Regions from separate parts of the Homo sapiens genome. Here region 2 is linked to region 1. A link is a loop called in an ENCODE intact Hi-C map of the cell type or tissue named here. Cell type or tissue: heart left ventricle. All regions are shown on one strand. Each heading gives the region's core, and the rest is flanking DNA. Links, peaks and the distances in the headings are about the cores only.

Region 1 (2,911 bases), core at 291-2,790:
ATTTTTTTTTCCTTTTATTCCCATGAAAGCCTTTTACTTTAAAAAATTTTTATTCTCATTAAAAAATATAGGAAATGAGGCTCAAAGGCAGGGCACGGCTCCCTACAGCACTTGTGAGCAGTGATTCTCAACCTGGGCTGTGCATGAGGATCCCCTGGAGCTTTGAAAAATCCCCACACCCTGCCGCCTCTCTGACCAATGAAACCAGAACGTCTGATGCTGGGGCCCCGGCTTCAGAACTTCAAAAACCTCTTCAGGTGACTCCCAAATGCAGCCAAGTTTGAATATCTGTGCTCCAGAGTTCACAAATCACTTTCCCCCAGAGGAAGTGGTCTGACCGACCTTTACACCTCTATGAGGACAGCAGAGTAGATTTCATTGACCCCACTCTGATGATGGGAAAACCAAGCTCAGAGAAAATTCCAGAAAGGACTTGAACTAGAACCAGATTCCTTGATTCTTCTCCACTGCTCTATCCCTGTCCTGGGGGGAGGAGCTATGCCACATCACTGACCTCTATTTCCCTTTCAGTATCTGCACCGGAGCGAAGGCTGCCTTGGGTGTTTGGAACAGTTTACCTCTATCTAGCCATCATGGGGTTCTGATGACCCCATCCCCAGCCCCCATCACCTGGTCTCCCCCTGCCCTCCCCTGTAGTTCATGGGTTCTCCACAGCCCGGAGTAGAGGCCAGGGGGTTTTCCACACAGGCTTTTCAGATCCATTTCATTCCCGCCTGTTTTTCCATCTGCCTTGTCATAGGGTGTGTGGTGCAGGCTTGTCTCTGCCAAATGCTTTAGTGGCTCTGGAATGGAGAAAGCAGCAGAAGCCCAGAGTGTTTATGCCATGGGAAAAGCTGGGCTTTTCCACAGATCATCCTTCTCCCCCGCCCCCAGGTTCTCATGCCCTACATGATTCCCAGGGGGCCACCCAGCAATTAAGATACAGTTCTGGAGAGCAGAAGGCTCTGACAGCCCCACAAATCAGCCTCCATATCCCCACCCCCAACACACGCACATCCCAGTCCCTCCCAGAACAATGCTATCGAGTCATCTTGAGCAATGGCACCAGAAAATCCCAGTGTAATGAAAGAAAACAGAGGCCTGTCTTTCTGGCTGCTGGTGCGATTTCAATAGAAAGCCCTTCTTAAGCAGGAAGAAGCAATTCTTCTGCTATGTCCCTAACAAAAGCTGACCTCTTCCTTGGCGGCATTGGGTAGGCCCAGAATCAAGCTGGGGTTATTTCCCCACCATCGCCATAGTCATAGCAACAGCTTTGATTAATGCGGTGTCCCATTAGAGGGATAATGTCAGCCCTAATCAGAAACGCCTCAAGTATCTCTCTTTGCATTTTGGTAAATGGCGTAATCACATTACGGCTGGATGTGTCTGGGAGCTGATTGCTGTCGCACAAGTCTGCCTGATTTTCCAGGTTAAGGGGTGTCAGGGGGCCCGAGATGCAGCTAATTACTGTGCATTGTTAGGAGAGAGGACCAAGGCCACGGAGGCCGCCAGGAATGTTCCTGCCCTATCCTTCCTTCTAAGTCCATAGGAGCGCCCTGGGCTGATGGTCTGTTTGCAAGGATGCCTGCCTGAAGGAGATGGCTGAGAGTCAGAGAGGGGTGCTATATGCTGCTGTTAAGCATAAGGGAAGCAGAGGCATGGTTGAAAAGAACAGGCAGGTAGCTGAGCTGGGCTTGGCTGTTCCTGTCCCTTGTCCATCAAGCTCATGATGGACAGTCAGCCTCCGGTCATGCCACTGGGCTGGAAAACTGGCAGAAGGGGCCCCACTTGGGCCTGGAGATAGGAAACGGCAGGGGTGACATGCACTGCAAAGGCATGTAATGAGTGTGGACTTGACTTGTCATAATAGCATTTGGCTGTTGGCAGGTTCTGCTTTGTCTGTTGAAGCTTCCTACTTGAGGGTAGATTCTTACTGCACCCTGGGGAGACAGACTTCTCCTTCTCTCCCCTTTTACTAGCAGGGAAACCAAGGAAAGGAGAGGTGACATGTCTCATCCCTGTATTGATGCTAGGTTCCACTTCCCAAGAGACCCTTCCCACACGAAAAGCTTCCTCTCTTTGCCTTCCAGCCTAGCTGCTTTTGTTTCTGTAAATCCATAGGTGACAGTAACAATAAATCGTCACCACCTATACTGAAAGATTAAGAGGAGGACCTGAGGAAATATGCATTGAGCCCCCAGAGGCTATTTTTAGATGCTTCTGGGAGGTTTTAAAAAAGGACTCACACAGTTAACTATTTATGACTTTTTGAATGCAGGACAGAAATAGAAGGACAGCACTTAGCTTCTTCTCCAAAGCTGGGGAGTAAATTCCTCTCAGAGACCTGAAACCACTTTGGGGCCCTTAAATTTACTGTCTCTTGGATGGCATTTAATATCTAGCATAACTAATATCTAGTTTTTATTTCTGGCTACAGCAATAGTTGTTCTTTTCGGTGTTGAAAATTATCTCAAGAGTAGCTGAGGAAATTGAGTCACAGAGTGAGAATTATCTCAGAGTCACACGGCTGGTCTGTGGCCAAGCCCTGGTGGAAGCAAATCTCTTGCTATTTGGGCCAAAGTTCACTGCAGAGGGTTGAACTGAATGTCCCAGGGCAGGTTTGGGTGTGGAAAGTTCTTCAGGGGATACTCAATCCAACAAACGGACAAGACGCTATGGTATCATGAATCAACCAAGCTCCATCTGCCACCTTTCCTAGGAGGCTCCAGGCCAGCTTTCCACTTGGAAGAGTCAATATTCTCCCCAAGAAGATGTTGCATTAGACATGTGAGAGGACACAGGCTCACTGCCTACCCTGAAACCTCACACGCTTGTGTTGTATTATGAGCAGGACAGAATGCATTTCCAGGCCGGGTTGTACCTCAGGTCGGGGGGAAATTAGTAGGGTTTC
Region 2 (2,911 bases), core at 149-2,648, 1.3 Mb after region 1:
AGTGGCTTCGATTGAATTGAGGCAGGAGTCTAGAGTCTCACCTAATGCCTCTCTCTCTGCTTCCTTCACACCACCACTGACTGCTCTGGGGCACATCGGGGGTCCCCTAGTGCCCTGCAGGAAGCAGGGTAAAAACCACAGGATTGCCTGATGGCTCGGGTCTTTCCCAGCTCTATAGCGGTTTAATCTGGGCCCCTTCTCTGGAGCCTCACCTCTCTCAGACTTCCTCCAACCCAACCAGAGCAGCTCTGGTCCAAACTCAGCTTCAAGTACCACCATCTCTTTCCAGTTGCCCTCTACCACCTCGACTGCCCTTACTTAGGCACCCCACCTCCCAGATGCTCCAGGCACTGCCCACCAAGGCTCCAAACCATGGAGTCACCAGTGAGTGTCCACCCTGGCTCAGCCCTCTGCGAGGCACCAAAGATCCGGAAACAAGCCATCCAGGGGCCTGTCTGCTCACAGCCATTCATGGGGACTAAACCAGGCAGAGTGGACTAACGGAGCTCTCTGGCATTCTGGTGGCTCTCAGGTGCATGTGGTCAAATCCAACTGAGTCCTTGGTTTTCTTTTCAAGCCTTCCTGACTATCCTGAGGCCATACAGTCACAATTAATAAAGATTGCCTGTCTTTGTGTACTTGGTTGCTGTCTTTATGAGATATGGATGATAGCATTGCCCCCCTTCCAAGAAAGGGAAATGCCATCTGTCTCTCTTGCTTGGCCTCAGTGCCACTTCAAGCAGGGGTCAGCAAGTATCCCTGGGCACTGTCTTCTGCCCCTTCTGTGGCCCAGATGGAACAGTCCTCATCCTCAGACCACACTCCTCCCCAGCCTCAGCACAGGCATAGGGCTTGCCTATGTGCCTGCTGCCTGCCTTGGTCTGGGCCAGTATCTCTCTGCAAGAGCCTTGCACAGAGCCAGGAACACCACAGGTGTTCAGCAGCCCTATGTAAAGGTAAGCCCTGACACTTTCAGGACCTTAGGCAGGTCAGAATTGCCTTCCTTAAGCCCAGGATTGCCCCCTGGCTACTGGCTTTGCTTCTCCTCTGTGTGGCAAGAGGGTGGAATCTCAGGTAAACAGAGCCTCAGGGGTAAAGTCCCAAGAGGCTAGAGCAGTGGAGAACGCTCTGGACTTCCTAACCTCAGGGATTCTCAGGAAAGAGAGGGAGGCAGGAACACACTGACCCCTTCCCCAGAGCCCAGCACACGGTGCTCAGGGGCCACCTGCTGGCAGTCAGGGGCATGTGTGACTCTGGGGGTGGGGCTGCTTAGGCCCAAGGCTTCTGCAGAGACACACACGGAGCACATGGATACATGATGTGCACGCATGCACACATACCTACTTTCCACATATCCAAGCATGTATGTGCACACATGGAAAAATGCATGCACATACAGACCTGAGCCCAAGCATGCCAAGCACATGGACATAATGCCATTACATGTGAACTCATAAGCATGCACTTGCAGACAGCCCTGGGTACACAGGTACATGTACACAATTGCATATATATGTGAGCCTGAGCCCTGGCTGAGACCTTCTCCCCTATGATCTCTTTACAAATCCCTTCCTCCCATATATTACCTGGGGAAAGACAGAAGCCACATGGCCTCTGCCCCCTACCCTCCTCTTCTGAGGAGACAGGTATTGCTCAGTCCGTGGCTTAGCTATCAAGAAGACCCCCTCATGGGGTCTCAGCTCCACCTAAGCAGAGGACTAACCTATCTGCACTTTCTCCTCATCTGCGGCTTATGGTGCATGGGGCAGAGGTGGGCTTTGACAGCATGAAGACACAGACCTGAGGACCTTGGTTGACAGTAATTTCTATATAAGGAATGGCTGCCCACTAAGTGCCACAAGGTAGGCAATAGCAGCAAAAGTGTGGAATCTAGAAAGGTGGGAGGTGATTCCCTTGAACCCTCTGGGAAGCTGAAGCTGTAGGCTGACATCTCCAAAACAGTGTTCAAGGGCTGATAGAGCCTCAGAAACCCAGGTTCAAGGATGAGGAAGGAAACTAATATTTATTGAATGCCTACTCTGTGCAGGCATTGTTCCTGTGTTTTCTCATTCCATCCTTACTTCCCTAAAAGGTAAGGAGTATTATTAGTCTTCATAACCCCTCATAACAATCTATCACCAAGTCTCATTCTTTTCTTTCTTAATAACCCTCAGATTTTTCCACTGGTGCACCACCAAGTCTGAACCTCCATTAGCTCTTGCCTGGGCACTGGCACAGCCTCCTACCTGGATGCACTTCTTGTCCCATCCAATCTACTCTTCATAATTCTAACAGACTGGTTTTAACAACATGAAACTAAGATTCCTTTAATGGCATCAATGACTTCTTGTTCTAAGGCCAAGATCAAAATCTTAATCTCTGCTTTGCACATCCTCACTTACCTCTCTAGGCTCATTGGCACCACTTACCCCTCATGTGCAGATTCTCTGTGGCCGCCTGGCTGGAGACTGCCCGAGACTGCCTAAGACTAAGAGTTCCCAGGGGGAGGGGCAGCCACCATCACTGTGGCTGCTTGCTGACTAAGATGACAGCTCCCTGGGAGAGGAGTGGCAGCCATCACTGCAGCTCCAGTCTGCCGTTTTTCCCTGCTGGTGCCAAGGAAACTGGGTAGTTTGGACCCAGGAGGAATTCCCCATAGTGCAGCACAGTGGCCGTGGCAGATTGTAGCCAGACTGCCTCTTTAGGCCAGACCCGGACCCATTCCTCCTCACCAGGTGGGGCCTCCCTGTGGGAATTTCAGCAACTCCAGCCAAGGGTTTATGGACAGAATTCTGATCTCCCTGGAATAGAGCCCCTGGAGGGAAGAGAGGCTGCAGATTCCATGTATCAGCAGACTTAGTCTTTCCCCCTGCTGGCTCTGAGGAATCAGGCAGTATGGACAAGTGGGATT

What was found. A loop is a pair of places that touch in the nucleus more often than their neighbours do. Peaks named below come from ENCODE experiments on the same cell type or tissue, not always from the same donor. Only the 100,000 strongest peaks of a DNase experiment are listed, where the experiment ranks them.
Region 2: a loop joins it to region 1, with 8 times the contacts of the local background. A loop is called at or near these places in 29 of 110 quality-filtered maps.

What each region holds. Positions count from the first base shown.
Region 1 is chr9:107,174,916-107,177,826 of GRCh38, reverse strand. No RefSeq gene overlaps it. Among named protein-coding and RNA genes, the nearest start is that of RAD23B, 110 kb to the left of the region's middle. In heart left ventricle, for the core only: no CTCF peak of the experiment used is centred there; DNase peaks (open chromatin) are centred at 1,766 and 2,546; H3K27ac peaks cover 1,833 bases.
Region 2 is chr9:105,899,974-105,902,884 of GRCh38, reverse strand. No RefSeq gene overlaps it. Among named protein-coding and RNA genes, the nearest start is that of TMEM38B, 210 kb to the right of the region's middle. In heart left ventricle, for the core only: CTCF peaks have their summits at 1,021 and 1,224 (motif pointing left); no DNase peak of the experiment used is centred there.